2 separate regions of the Mus musculus genome follow, and region 2 is linked to region 1. The links are chromatin loops, found by intact Hi-C in ENCODE. Cell type or tissue: heart. All regions are shown on one strand. Each heading gives the region's core, and the rest is flanking DNA. Links, peaks and the distances in the headings are about the cores only.

Region 1 (7,625 bases), core at 2,017-4,516:
AGGAGGCAGTTTCCAGGTCTGGAATTGGACGTGTTGAGGCCATGGGTGTTTTGCTCACATGGCTTCAACCAATTCTATCACTGAAATGTTCTGAATAACTACCTCCGGTCCAGTCAGGAGCCCTCTCTTTAACTCAGTATTTGTTGTATAATTATATGCCAATGTAATATAAGACTCAAGTCAGGGGCTGGAGAGATGGCTCAGAGGTTAAGAGCACGGACTGCTCTTCCAGAGGTCCTGAGTTCAATTCCCAGCAACCACATGGTGGCTCACAACCATCTGTAATGGGGGTCTGATGCCCTCTTCTGGTGTGTCTGAAGACAGTGACAGTGTACTCATATACATAAAATAAAAATAAATATATCTAAAAAATTTTTAAAAATCAATATGTTTAAAAAAAAAACTCAAGTCTGGTTCATGTTTTTCTTCTTACCTGTCTATGGGAAGCAGGTGCTGAGCACCGATGGAGAGTAGGTCCCAAGAGACACAGCCTAAAAGGGGATGCTCCAAGGAAAACACCCTTTTAGACACCGTAGCAATGAGCTGCTTCTCTCAGGTCAGAATTCAGGCCAGAATGCTAGGCCAAGTTCATTCCATCAGACCCCCACCACAGCCACTCAGCAACAAGCCCTGGGCTCCGACATAGAAGGGAGAGAGGAGAGGAGAGCAGACAGCTGGCAGACAGCTCCTGCCTGGCTCTTCAGAGTGGTGAGTTAGTACTGAGTCAGGCACCTCTCCCACAGTGCTGCACGGATGATGCCTAACTGCACCAGTCCCAAGTAAGTCACCTTGAGAGGCCGCTAATGTGGCCCCAGCCCAGGGAGGGGACAGGGTCTGACACTGCTGCCGGGAACTTCACGTTCCACACACTTCTGCTTAGTGGCCCAAGCATTAAGAGGCAATTAGACAAAGGTTTTGAACCCAAAGCCATTTCTGCTTTGCTATGTGCTGTCTTCCCCCCCCCCCCCCAGCAGCAGGCCTGGGACGGAGGTGCCAGGGTGACCTGGGGACTGTGGTGATATGTCCTGACCCTCACTAGTCACTAGGTATACAGCAAGCAGCTTTGCAAACTTCAGTAGCCCTGGACTTAAATTTCCTCCTCTCTACCTCTGAGACAGAGAGGACTGCTCCATAGGGAGCCAGGAATGAGAACAACTTCTCATGAAGGCCTGTGAACGGGAGCCCATTTCTATGAGGATCAAAAGTTGTTTAATCGCATATTCAGAAGGTCTTGGAAAATTCACAGTGCACCATCAAATGTAGGACTTGCCACATTCCTAAAAGAACAAAGCACAGGACCCCAGGGACCTCCCCTGCCTGCTAAACAAAGAGAACTAACTTTCCAGGTAGTAAACTTCAAGAAGCAAAATTGAGAACATAACACAGGTGCTTTTATAACAAAAGGATACACATCTCCCTCTTAATTCTTTTATTGATCAAGTTCAAAATAAGTACAATTTTTTTTCTCATTAATACAACTTTGTTAACTCGACGAGCGAGATTTGTAGGGAGGAGGATCATTCAAAGGTTCGCTCCCAGATTCCCAAATCTCTTAGTGGTTAGACATACAAACTGTTTTCAACTCAGCAGCATAAAGAGCGAACCATGGTGACCTGGTACTAAGCCCACACCCAGGGGGTGGAGCCCAGACATTTGCATTTTACCGGTTCCCTGGATGATCTGGTAATATAGGTCATGTATGGGCCTTGGTCAACTACAGAACCTGCATTCTCTCCTGTCCACAGACTACCTTGGGAGGCTGACTCTGAGTCCTAAGTGATCCATCCACAGAACAGAGAGGTTGGCTATCTTTAAGGAACTTCAGGCAGGGTTAGGTGAGTGGCTCTAGGCAGTATTACTAGCATGGCTACATCCCAACACTGAGGTCCTGTCTATTCTATCCTGAGATTGTTTTTTCTTTCTACAGAAAGGCTAATGAAAAAACTACTTATATAAGACACCTAAATAACCACTAAGAATGGCTCCTGCTTGTCTTCTCATTACCGGAAACATCTAACAGTGCATACTGAATATTCCAAACCAGGGTCAGGCTCCCCCTTAAAATGCCTACCCACTCCACTTGTCTGTTTCACCTAACGCTCCACCAGGAAGCTATGCTTTGTTTCTGTGCCCTCAACACCAACAAACCCAAACCCACCCTCTTGCTAATAGGTGGCCTCACTCCAAAACTGGAGGAGAAAAAGTCCTTTCCCGTGGTGCTTCAGGGCAGTACAGAGGCTGAGTCTAACGGAGTTAGAATCCCAGTTCTGTACCGACCGGCGGTGATCTGGAGCTCTGACTCAATTTCCTTGCATTTAGTATAAGAATAACAACAGTACTTAACATAGTGCCCTTGTGAGGCTAAATTAACTGATGTCTGTAATCCACTTAGCAACATGCCAGACACAGTAAGGAGTTATGTGAGCATCTGCTATTATTGCTGGAGTTGTTATTTTAAACCTCCAAGGGGCCCTAAATTATTCCTCCCCACTCCCCAGTATCTGCGACTATATCAAGCACCTGCGAAGGGCCAACTCAAGCCAATAGTGACTTATTGATAAAAACAGAACTGTCCAGTCTTACAGGACACATGTACAAAACGTTGGATGTAGACTAAGGTAATCTGTCCCAGACCACAGGTTGGCAGGATCCTACCTCCTTGTAGCTGGTGAACTCAAGCCAGGGTCTGTGTGGCTTCAGAAGCCAGCCTCACCATGGAACCTTCAGATCAAAAACAAGCCTCAGCAGCTGCCAGTCACAAGAGTCAACTGATCACCCCATACCAAGGCCACATTCAGTTCTCTGCCCCCAATCCCCGCTTGGCTTGCATAAATTGGAGCAAACCGCCAGGCCACTCTCCTGAACCCAATTAGGCAGTAAGTCAACCTGGACGGAAAAAAAAAAATGCAACGCATTCCAGAGGTCAAAGTAGACTCCCGGCTCCGATAGCAGCCTTTGCCCGACACTTCCATGGAAGTTAGTCTCTACATGCAGACACCAGCCTACAGCCTGCGATGTGCCTAGCACACGCTTGAGTCCCACATCGGGGCCTGCATTAGGAACAAACTGCCCGAGTCTGAAGGCAATACAAAAGGACAGTTTACTTTTTTTTTTAAAGAAAAATCCTATTTCTCTTTCGGTTTAAGGTAGCGTTTACTATGTAGTTACCTACCTTCCCCGCCAAAACAAAAATGGGGGGCGGGGTGGGAGGCGCGGGGTGAGGAACTGGATAAAGAGCGAGAGAGCTCCCTCAGCCTGCAGAGTGCTGCGACACCCACCTGAAACTCGACCAACCTTTCTAGAGAGCCCAGCCCCGGAGGGCGTTTCCCCAGCGCATCCAACAACTCGTCCCTCCCGGGTAGAAGGCTGACGCCCTCGGCATTACAGAGGGCCACCAGATTAAAGAGCCTGAGCCCCTCCCGCCCTCTAGTTTCACCCCCACCCCCATACACCACCCAATCATTTCCGCTGAAGGCGCAAACACCAGCGCAATCGTTTCGCCTTCAAGGCCACCTTTCACTACGTGCCGAGCGCAGCAGGAGCCACGGCGGAAAGCCGAACGGGGGGGGGGGGGCAGGGAGTTGGGGCGGGGGCCGCTGGATAAGATAGACCGTCACCTTTTCGGGGCTACTACAGCTTCGGGATCCTTGGACCCTGGGTGGGAGCCCCTATAAGGCCGAATGCGAAAATGGGGTGGGGGTGTCCCAGGGGCCAGCTCCTCCAGCAGCCACCTCGCTAGAGGGCGGCCGTCGGGGCGATGGCGCAAGCTTCTCACCACCCCCACCCCCCAAGCGCGACAACAGCCACGGTGACAAAATGGCAGCTCGGCGCCCGACTGGCGAGCCACCGGCACACAGCCGGGGACTGCTGCCCCTGCACCCTAAGAATGCCAGGGCACCCTGGGGATAGGTCTCCCAATGGCCTAGTAGTGCAAATGGCGAGAGCAGACGGGCCTGTAGATCCTAGGAGGTCGAGGGTCCCCGGCACGCCGCGCCCTCTCCAGACCAGATCCTCAGGCCCGCGCCGAGGTTCGACTGTGCCTGTGTGCTCTCAGGCCCCCACCGCTGGGCGCCACGGTCCCCGCGGAGCCCGGTCCGCGGCCGCCGTGGGGGAGGGGTGGGCCTCCGGCGCCCCGGGAAACATGGCTGCTCGTCCTAGTACGGCGGCGTCGCGGCCACCAGTCCCCGAGATGCGACTTGGGAGAGAGGTTGCAGAAGGTGGGTGCGTGGGGGGGACTCTGGGGAGGGAGGTTCCCCGGAACGATCTGTTTTCCAAAAACGTTTATTTGAAAAAAGCAAAAACCCAGCAAAACAACAACAAAAAGCCAGTTCCTCCTCCCCCACCCCTTTTGTCCCTCTTTCGAGAGCTTTCTGCCCTCCCCTCCCCCATGCGCAGCAAGTGCCCCCTCCCCCGCCACCCGCGCGCCCCACCCCGCCATAAGCCCGGAGGCCGGCGAGTGGGCAGCAGACTCACGGCGAGGGGGCGAAGCGTGAGAAATCGCGCCCAGCCCAGAGCGCCCGCCCCTCCCCCAGCGCACACACTCGGGGAAGTTTAAAGAGCCGGTTCGACCCGCTTTCCGTTTCGCTCCGGGTCAGCTAGTACTGTGGACCGCTCGGTCGGGTCCGGCGCTGCTGCGCACCTACTCGCCGGGACCCTGAAGCCCCCCAACTACATATAGGGGTCTTCCGGGAAAGTACGCGGGAAGTCGCGTTCGGCCCCCTCCCCCCAGCACCACACCCAGTCCCTTCCACCCCCCGGGATCGGGCACCCTGGCTGGGTCGGGACGCCACCGGGCGAACCAGGCAGCCCCCGCGGCAAGTCCTGGTGCTAGGGGTGCCCCCTCCTTCCGCCCTGCGCGCCATAAGGCTGTAGCACGTCTCCAGTGCACAGCTGCGTGAGGATGGGCGGTCGGCAGAAAGGAGCTTGTTTTCAAAAGTCTTACTCAGGTTTAGAAGGAGGAATTAGGAGAAAAGAGGAAATGAGGCCTGCCTTTGTCAGGATTCGAGGGGTCAAGTGGCTGGAGGGGCGACAGGTCAGCACAACGTGCTACGCGAGCCCCCAACTCGCCCGAGCCCCAGACCCTCAGGCTAGACCCGAGATCTTTCCCGCCCGCGAGCTCCTGCTCCCTACTACCGAGCCTAGAGGGGAAGTTGGCTAGGGTTTCCACCGCAGACCCTAAGGTCTCTCGAATGGGTCAACTCGCAGACAACACGAGTGCGTGAAAGCGAGAGGGAGACAAAAATAAACAGTAGCTTTCGAGTCACCCACCAACCCTCACTTCCCCTTGCAGTGGGCTCGCGCCCAGCCTCCCTGTTCCCACCGGTGTAAGTTTCCTCCTGCCATACTCCCGCCGCTGCCCAATCCATAACGGCTACGGCCAGACGAACTGCCCATCCCAGAGCTGCGTGCCTGCCGTGCCCGCAAGAATGTAGACTGGGTCGGTCCCCACAGCGGCACTAGCTCTGGGCAGCTCGGGTTCTGATAAAGTTTCTCGTGCCCATTTATTAACCAAGCGCCGAATGGCTGCCAGGGAGCCCACCCCAGGAGAAGCAAGGACCGGGAAGGTGGGGTGTCTGCTGCCGATGAGGCGTCAGGGTGCCAAGGCTGGCATCTGGGGAGGGAGCCGGGGGCCAGAACGGGACGCAGCCTCCGGGCAACTTACATTAGCGACGCTCGTGGTTGGGGAGGCGCGAGGATTATCTGAGCATTTGCACACTTCACAATCCCTCCCCCTTAACCTAAGGTACCCCCCCTCCCTTTCCGCGAGGAAGAAGGGAGAAAAGACAGCATCTGGCCCAAAGGTGGGGTGGAAAGAGTGAGAGAGAAAGGAGAAGGAAGGCAGACAGAGAAAGGGAGGGAGGGAGAGAAAGGGCGCGTTCACGAACACGACAAAGTTACAAATATGGCTCCCCACCTCTCGCCTCATCCCCGCAGAGAAACGAAGACGCGCTTTAAACTCGAGCCATCTCCCAACTCCGCAGCAGTCGGGTCCCCACGCGCTCTCCCCGGGGTCCTCGGGCTACATTGATCAGAAACTATACCGGACTCGCGAAGCCCAAAACTTATTGTGTGCGAGCGAGCGAAAGAGACTGCAAAGGGAGGGGGCAGGCGCGGGAGGGGGCGGAAAGGGGGTTACGCTTCTAAAATATAACAACCCCTTTTTGTTGTTTAATCCAGGAGGCAGCCCATCTTCTCCTCCCCTCGATCATCTTTTCCATCCAGATGCAAGTCGTGGGAGCTGAGAGCTCGGACGAGGGTGAAATTGCCGCCTTCCCTCCGACCCGAACGCGTGCGCCCCGCCGGCCCCCCGCTGGGTGCACACTCGCACGCACACCCTCGCACCCATACCCGCACACGCGGGAGCACACGCACAGGTAGTCAGTCACACACCAAGGGCAGCAGCGACGGCGGACGAAACATGCTCCGGTGGCATTGCAACCCCCCCCACCCCCGCCATCCAACCTTGCAATTCATTTGCAGTCAGACCCCAAACCCCACACCTTCCCCGGAGCCCCCCTCCATAAAAAAGTGCCTTCCCCCCAAAACACACACGCACACATAACACAAAGTAGGAGAATGGACCGACAGAGATATTTTTGGCAAATGCTCACATCAGAGGGCGTCCTGTTCCGCAGCTCTAAATAAATCCGTTTGTCCATCTCCATCTCTCGCGCTCTCTCTTTCTGCAGAGGATCCTGCGCCAGCGGAATTCAATCAATAAACCCCGAACCCACGGCCGCGCGTTTTAGGACTTTGAAGGCTCAACCAGCTCCGCTCGGTTCTCGAGCCCCCAGCACCCGCGGCGCACACTAACCTGATCGCCGTAGAGGCGGGACCTGCGGCTCCTTGCGTGGAGCGGCGGCAACAAGAGCCAATCAAATGGCGAGGCTTCGGACGCCAGCCAATAGTGGTGGTGGCGGCGGGGGGCAGGGTCCAATGGGCATCCTGCGCAGCGGGCCAGGGAGGCTCAGCCATTTGGCTGTGGTGCCGGAGACGGACCCCTTTAGATACCGGGGCCGCCGAAGAGGAGCGCGGCTGCACCTTGGTGGTTGCGCGCTGGGGGCGGGAGGGAAGGCAGGGCAGGTGCGTGGACCTGAAGGTTCGTGGCCGGGGGCGGGGCCGCAGGTGCGTGGACACGGGAGGGGCGGGGTCCTTGCGGGGGCATCCTCTGGGTGCTGGGCGGGCGGACGAGGCCTGGGGCGCGCGGGCACAAGGCAGGCCCAAGGAGGGCGCGCATTTTTGGAGCGCACGAAGGACAAATCCCACCACACACACACACACCCCGGGATGCCCACTTGGCACAACCCCTCCGACCGGTCTGCTCCCATCTCCGCAATTAAATAATCAAGTCTTAAGTGCATGACGCTCCCACATCCAAAGGAGCGAGGGCGCGATCTCGACCCCAGAGGCTTGGCAATCTGATGCCCTGTCTTAAAAGAAGCAATTCCCCGAGAGTCATCGGGGGGATCTTGTATAGGGCAATTAATGAATGGAAAGGCCGCAGATGGAGAACTGTATAAAATATTAAAAAGTGGAAAAGGAAGGTGCTGGGAACTGCCGATTCTCAGAGCCGAACATAATTGACGGGCTTTATAGGATTTTTTGAGAGAGAGCGTTGCACGTTT
Region 2 (7,625 bases), core at 2,655-5,154, 91 kb before region 1:
GTTAGCCAACTAGTACAGACGCAGGCGCAAACATTAGATGCCGGCACAAACACGCACGGAGACAGAGACAGACACGAAACGACCGCTGGCCAGCTTACCTCCCGGCGGGGGTCGGTGGTCCCTGGGCAGGGGTCTCCTAATCTCGGTGGGACCTCCAAATGAAAGACCCCCGAGGTGGGTAGTCAATCAATCTGAGGAGACCCTCCCAAGGATCAGCGAGACCACGATTCGGATGTAATCAGCAAGAGGCTTTATTGGGAACACGGGTACCCGGGCGACTCAGTCTATCGGAGGACTGGCGCGCCGAGTGTGGGGTTTTTACCCTTTTTATAGGGCTGGGGAGCAAAAAGCGCGGGTACAGAAGCGAGAAGCGAGCTGAGTGGTTAGTTCAAATCAAGGCTTGGGGTATTTCCTGGTCATTTGGGGAACCTGAAACTGAGGTGGGACTTTTTCAGAAACTGTTGCTGGTTCCGCCTTATCTGGGTACCATCTGTTCTTGGCCCTGAGCCGGGGCCCAGGTGGGTACCATCGGTTCTTGGCCTTGAGCCGGGGCCCAGGTGGGTACCATCGGTTCTTGGCCCTTGTCCTAGTATTATTCAGCCTTGATTTTTAACTGTTAATCTTTAACTGAACTTCCTTGTAACTTTTGAGAACTCAGCTCTGGTACTTTTTCATGCCTTGCAAAATGGCGTTACTGCAGCTAGCTTGCTAAGCCTTATGGTGGGGTCTTTCACCAGCAGCTCCTCCCCATCTCGCCCCAGGGAAGTCTTTAGCACTGTCAAGATGCTATGTCCCTTGGGATCAATTCCCTTCCTCCAAGGCAAGAGAGTCTTTTGTAGTCTATCCCCTACATCCCTGCAGGATCCAGGGAGCCTGCCCAAGCTCTTTCCCTAGAGGCCTCATCCTGGGGGGAGGAAAGGGACCATAACTCTGCCTGGCATCTGGCAGAATCCAGTTCTTTCCGCCAGCCTGCTGGGTGATGTCACCTATTGTTGAAGTGCTGTGCTTTTTATAGCTTCTGCAGCAGCAAGGGAGGGCAGCTGGTTGGCTGGCTGGCAGGCGCAGGGAAGGGCAGTATAGCTTTCTTTATGAGGCTCAAGCTCCCGGCCCTTCCCTGGGTGGCCCTACTCAGAGGAAGATGATAGAGCATCACACAATAGACAGACAGACACAGTGTTCAAGAAAAGGAGAGTGGATTCCCAGGAGAAGAAAGGTGGCAGGAGGGAGGTCCCTCTCCCTGGTGGGCCAAGCTCAGCATCTTTCTTTTATTTTCTCTTTAAGCTCCACCACCAGCATCTGCTCTCTGCAACCCAAAGATAACACCCCTCCTGGGGATCTCAGTGGTAGAGTGCTTGCCTGGCAGACTCAAGCCCCTGGGCTCAATTCCTATTACAAGGAAGAAAGGGAGGAAGAAAAGGAAGAAGGGAGAAAGAGAGGGAGGGAAGAGGGGGGTAGGAAAGGAAGGAAATACAGCCTGGGTGCCCATTCTGTGCCAGGCAGCATTGCCCTGTTGGGGACACAGGGAGAATGGCCTGCACTATGGAGCTGGCTATTGGTAAGTCATCTCTGCATCCCGAAAAGGGTGAGTGCAGACTGGCATTTCCATTACGACTGGACAGAGTAGCTGGCAAGCCCACAGGAAATTGCTATAGACAGATGGCTCAGTAGCTACCAGTACATTTTGACTCTGACGTCAACAGGACGCCTGTGCTGCTTTTCCTATAAAGAACAGCACAAGGCCCAGCATGGTGGCCCACACCTGTAATGCCAGCACTTGGGACGTAGGAGTATCAGGATCAGATATCAAAGGCCATCCTTGGCTGCATATGGAGTTGGAGGCCGGCTTGAACTACACGAGACCTTAAATAAATAAATAAATAAATAAATAAATAAATAAATAAATAAATAAATAAATAATGGCTGGCCCTCTGGGATGGAGGAGATGGCTCTCTGGGTAGCAACTCTTACTGTGTGCGCATGAGTACCTGAATACAAATCCCTAGAACCCGCATAAAAACTATACACATACATATACACACGTACCCACACACACAAAATAAAATCAATATTAAAAATAAAAGCTCAGCACATAGTGACAGGTGGCCCAGGAGACTTGATAGTGACAACGAACCACCTCATTCCCGGTTCATGAACTTGTGTATAGTTTTGTTATTTTATTGTGGGCTCCTACTTCTAAAAAGTCAAAGTTAACTGTGAAACAGCTTCAGGCAGCCTTTCCGGAGAGAGCCAGAAGAGGCGCTGTCGTCACGGGAGGCCATGGCTATGTGCGTTGCTTTCCTGAAGACCTAGATGTTACAGGGACCAAAGATGCAGAAGCCAGAGTCAGAGCTACCCATGACCCTGACCCTGCAGGTGTAGGTGGGCATCATGTCTTAGCTTTGATAATAAAATTAAGAAGTGAGCAGAGCAGAGCACACTATGCCTAATCTTGACATTTGAGGAGGAAAAGGGAAACAGTTCAAGGTCATCCTTAGGTACATAGTGAGTTCAAGGGCAGTTGGGTCAAAAAAATTATAATGAAAGAAAGAAAGGAGGGGCCAGGGAGAGGTTCAGTGGCTGAGACTGCTTGCTGCTCTCATATCCCTGATTCCATGTCAGGTGGCTCACAATCATCTGTAACCCCAGCTCCAGGGGATCCAGTACCTTCTTCTGGCCTCTATAAACATCAATATGCACAGACACATACATACACACAGATACAATAATACATACATACATGTATACATACATATATAACTAAAATATAATTTTATTCTCTCATATATTATACCCTGACTATAGTTTCCCCTCCCTCCCTTCCCCTTAGGCTCTCCCCAACCCCAATATAATTATTCTTCAAAAGGAAAAAAAGAGTCACATCTAAAGTTTGACCTATTGAAAAGTTGTCTGTAATCCTTAATGTTATATAAGCATTACTCAAGTAGGTATTGCAGATCCATGGTCATTGTCTTAGTTGGGGTTTCTATTGCTGTGATGAAACACCATTACCAAAAGAAACTTGGGGAAGAAAGGATTTATTTCTATTACATTTCCATATCACAGTCCACCATCCAAGGCTGTCAGGACAGGAACTCAAACAGGTCGGGAACCTGGAGGCAGGCGCGGATGCAGAGGCCATAGAGGAATGCTGCTTACTGGTTTGCTCTTCATGGCTTGCTCAGCCTGCTTTCTTATAGAACCCAGGACCATCAGCCCAGGGATGGCACCACCTACAGTGGGCTATGTTCTCCCAACATTGATCAAGCATCCATCAAGAAAATGCACCATGGGTCAGTCTGATGGAGGCATCTTCTCAACTGTGATTCTCTCTTTCAAAATGACTCTAGCTGTGTCAAGCTGACATACAACTAGCCAACAGTCATCTTCCTGGGAGGATACAGATTTTATTTTCTTTAGTCGTCGAGGCAATTGATTTCATTTTCTTTAGTCGTCGAGGCAATTGTGTGGCACCGGTAGAGTCACCCCTCAGCTGAGAAAACATGTTCAGAAAAATCTAAAATCCTTGGCCACAGATTCACAGTGACTCAGGTCAGAGCCTGGGTTTGCAGGGAGCTTGCACAAGCTCAAGGTCAATCCTTGTTGTCTAGCTGACCTGTCCCCACTCACGCACACTCTGTTTTGGAGGCTCTATCTCCTCCTTAATGCGCCAACTTTGCCCTCACTTGTCTGCGCATGTCCGCATGTCCGCTGTCTCTCAGGAGACTGAGCTCCTGGAAGCCAAGACACGCCCCGCCCCCCGCCCCCCTCCACCCCCACTTATCTAATTGATTAAACGTGACTGAGTGTGACAAGACCCTGGCTCCGGGCTGGAAGGGGACTCTGGCACAGCTGGCTTGCTGGAGGAGAACCCTCCACGCTTCTCTCCACCCCTTCCTTCCCCAAATCCTGTTTGGCACAGTCTCAGGTTTCCTGTGTTATTGCAGTAAGCTCCCAGCACACTCCCTGGGCAGAACCACTGTGTTCCTCCCACATCCCAGATACACTTTGTTTCTAGCAAATTCCATGCATTCTAAGAGACAGGAGTTTCCTTCTGGGTGTTTTAAGCCCACTGTGAACTGCAGCTACTCTCCAGAGCCCAGAGCTTTTTTTTTTTTTTTTTTTTTTTTTTTGTCTCTGGTGCCAACTTCTTGCTGTGTCAGGCCTCGTGATTTCTTCCCTCTCAGCAATGTCAGAGATGTCTGGAACTAATGTGCAGATGAGAAAGCTGGGCCCAGGAGAGGAACTTCCAGGTATCAAATAAGAGACACCTCTCTTTGGGGTATTGATTCTCCCTGGTTCCCCAAACCCTGTTTAGGTGCTAGGATCTTACATTTAGCAATCACCACTGTCCAGCTGTATACACCTCTCTGTCTCTCTTTGTCTGTCACTCTCTGTCTGTCTCCCCCCACCCCCTGTTTCCCAGAGGCTGGACCTGGGGTCCCACTTCCCTTGTGTTCCTGTGGCACAAGACAGCTGCCACTCTAACAACTCAGTTCACATGACTTTGGACCCAGCTGGATTTAAGCCACAAGCCTCTGCAAGACCCATAGACCCCTTTACTTTCTACACCAAGAGTCAGAACCTCAGAGAGGTTAATGGCTCATCCAGTGTCACTCAGCTGGTGAGTGAGGTTTGTCCTCAATGCACATGCACACACACACACACACACACACACACACACACACACACACATACACACACACGAACATGTATGCATATGCATTCACATTATATACACAAACACATATAAATGTATATAATTTATTTCTTATATGTTTATACATGTATCATATATATTCTTATACATGTATGCACATATACATGGCATGTCTGTACATAGCAAGATGTAAAGATACAACTTGCCATCACATGAAAATAAACAAGCTATGAAACATGCATAACAGCAGCTTTTTGGAACAAAAGAAGAAAGTGTGTGTGTGTGTGTGTGTGTGTGTGTGTGTGTGTGTGTGTGTGTGTGTGTGTGTGTGTTGTACACATGTCTAATCTAAGCATTAGTCTTCTCAATTGGAGGTGAAAGGAATGTGTGTCTTCCTGGTCATCACCACACTCCACTGTTCCCACTGTTTCTAAACTAGTCCTCACTCCACAGCACTGTTAGGTGGCAGAAGGTCATGCCAGGTCCCTCTTCCTGTCACTCTTGCACACTAGCAGGTAGTGGTGGGTGGTAGGCGAGAGCTACCAAGGGACTTCCAGTGAGGAAATTTGTTCTCAAGTGGGCTGATTCCCTGAAATGGAGAATGGTGGTTTCAAGTTCTCCATGGAAAAACTTCCTTCTTATCGAGTTGATAGACAAGTTATGGGGGCTTTTGTGGGGAGGCCCTTGCTTCCATAATCCGGGGGAGGTGCACCTGATTGGTCAGGAAACTTGGCAAAGGAGTTCTCTTCAAGCACCCCAACTTCAGCCTTGCTTGCCTTCAGATGATCTTTGTGCATTGATGGTCTAGCCAAATGGTGAGCGTGATGAATTGACATCACATATTAAATTGTTCCACTCTTGTTAGCCAATTGTTTTCTGTCTAGATGATGTCATAAGGAATATCCCATGCCTTCCTAGGTATATTAGTGACATAGTTACTTCTTTTGACTAACTATGAGAAAGCACTACCAAGGCAACTTATATAGAAGAGTTTATTTGGTTACAGAGGATTCATGATGGTTACAGAGTTCATCATGGCAGGGATGCATGGCGGCAGCAGCAGCAGCGGCGGGAGCTGAGGGTTTATGACCTTTAGCATAAGCATGACCTTAAGCATGAAGCAGGGCGTCAACTGGAAGCCCTAGCTGGGTGGGGGTGGTGCACACCTTTAATCCCAGCATTTGGTAGGCAGAGGCAGGCAGATCTCTGGGTTTGAGGCCAGCCTGCTCTACAGAGCAAGTTCCAGGGCAGCCAGGGCTACACAGTGAAACTCTGTCTCAAAAAAAAGGGGGGGGAGAGAGAGAGAGAGAAAGAGAGAGAGAGAGAGAGAGAGAGAGAGAGAGAGAGAGAGAGAGAGAGAGAGAGAAAATGAACTACTCAAAGCCCACCTCCAATGGCTTACTTCCTTCAGTAATTACCTTCCTTCAATTCACCTCCTGAATTTCCCCCAAACAGCACACTACCAACTAGGGACAAAGTGTTCAAATACAGAGCCTACAGGGGACATTCTCATTCACACCGCCATGGCAGATCACAGAGTGTCATACAAGGGCCTTGGGAAATGGCTCAGTGGTTAGTTACGTGTGCTTACTTCTCTTCTAGAGGATCCAAGTTTGGTTCCTAGCACCCACGTCAACTGCTGTAAGTCTAGCTCCAGGTGATCTAGTGCCATATTCCGGCCTCCTTGAGCACTGCACTCAAGTGCACACACTTGTGTACACACACACACACACACACACACACACACACACACGGGACCTGGGGGCATCCCACTTTTCATCATAATTCTGTAGCTATATACAGCCCCTCATAGCTGATAAGCTGTTATCACCGCTATCTCACGCTGAATCCCAGTAGGCCAGGCAGGGCAAGAGCAGGGACAACCTCCCCCATGACACATATACACACCGCCTTGTAGATGACATGGCAACAGTTGAGATGAATGCCTGCATGGAGCCACTGAAGCCCAGTGGGATGAGCATCAGAGACCATGGTCTGTCTGGGGCTCAGTGCCTCTCTCTGGAGCTCCCCACCTGGACCATTTTTGGCCCATCTTTCTCTCCACAGACCATCCTTTTCTGCTTCTTGGCTCACACAGGACTGCAAACAGCAGCTCCACCATCCAGGCTCTGCTTAGGCTCGCCCCTCAAGCCTGACCTCGAGCCTGATGCTCTGCCCTCGAGCCCGTTATCTCTTAGCCTAAACCACAGCTTCCCTCTGCCCAGATGTCCATCCAGGGTCAGGACAGAGTAGGAGACCCACCATGAAGGACACAGAGGAGCTGGGGCAGAAGGAGGAGAAGCAGATTTCCTTAGCAGGTTGCTGGTGGGAAACGAAGGCAGATTTTTAATTTGGTGCTTGCTAAAAGCTGCTGTGACTGTCTGAGCCTGGCAGGGGAATAGCATGCTGGGGAAGTAGGGAGAGGCTCAGCTGATAGAGTGCTTGCCTGGCATGTGTGAAACCCTGAGTTCAGTCCCCAGCATCCTATAAAATAGGTCAAGGTGGCACATTCCTGTGATCTAAACACTCCAGAGGTGGAGGCAAGGTCAGACGGTTCAGGTCATCTCGAGCTACATTTGATCCTCTTCAAAAACAAAAGAGCAAAATCAACAAAACAGAACAAAAACCTGGAAACAATGTTCATTGTCTGCGGTTACATGCTGTCTAGCACTAGCTCCTCCCCCAGGTCTGTGGCACCCCTGCCCCTGTCTGTCCAACTAAAGCCAAGGCTCTCCCTCTGCAGGTGCGGATCTGGGAGATCCCTGACGGTGGGCTGAAGCGGAACATGACCGAGGCGCTCCTGGAGCTCCACGGACACAGCCGCCGTGTGGGGCTGGTTGAGTGGCACCCCACGACCAACAACATTCTCTTCAGCGCTGGCTATGACTACAAGGTGCGGTGGGGGGAGGGGGATGGTCCAGGAGTGGGCAGTCTGGCTAGAGCTGGCTCAGTGGGGGATGCAGGGGGA

The links. Peaks named below come from ENCODE experiments on the same cell type or tissue, not always from the same donor. Only the 100,000 strongest peaks of a DNase experiment are listed, where the experiment ranks them.
Region 2: a loop joins it to region 1, with 1.8 times the contacts of the local background. A loop is called at or near these places in 2 of 42 quality-filtered maps.

What each region holds. Positions count from the first base shown.
Region 1 is chr9:62,340,541-62,348,165 of GRCm38, reverse strand. It overlaps Anp32a (acidic (leucine-rich) nuclear phosphoprotein 32 family, member A), which reads right to left and starts at 6,823. Exons shown (of 7, transcript NM_009672.3): 1 at 6,612-6,823. The coding sequence starts at 6,665. It overlaps Gm20346 (predicted gene, 20346), which reads left to right and starts at 3,519. Exons shown (of 2, transcript NM_001378702.1): 1 at 3,519-4,217; 2 at 6,178-6,664. The coding sequence starts at 3,758. The coding sequence ends at 6,242. In heart, for the core only: a CTCF peak has its summit at 3,278; DNase peaks (open chromatin) are centred at 2,775, 3,415, 3,835 and 3,955; H3K4me3 peaks cover 2,500 bases; H3K27ac peaks cover 2,500 bases.
Region 2 is chr9:62,432,282-62,439,906 of GRCm38, reverse strand. Coro2b (coronin, actin binding protein, 2B) reads left to right here. Exons shown (of 12, transcript NM_175484.3): 4 at 7,401-7,550. Among named protein-coding and RNA genes, the nearest start is that of Gm40523, 20 kb to the right of the region's middle. In heart, for the core only: no CTCF peak of the experiment used is centred there; a DNase peak (open chromatin) is centred at 3,896; H3K4me3 peaks cover 560 bases; H3K27ac peaks cover 2,500 bases.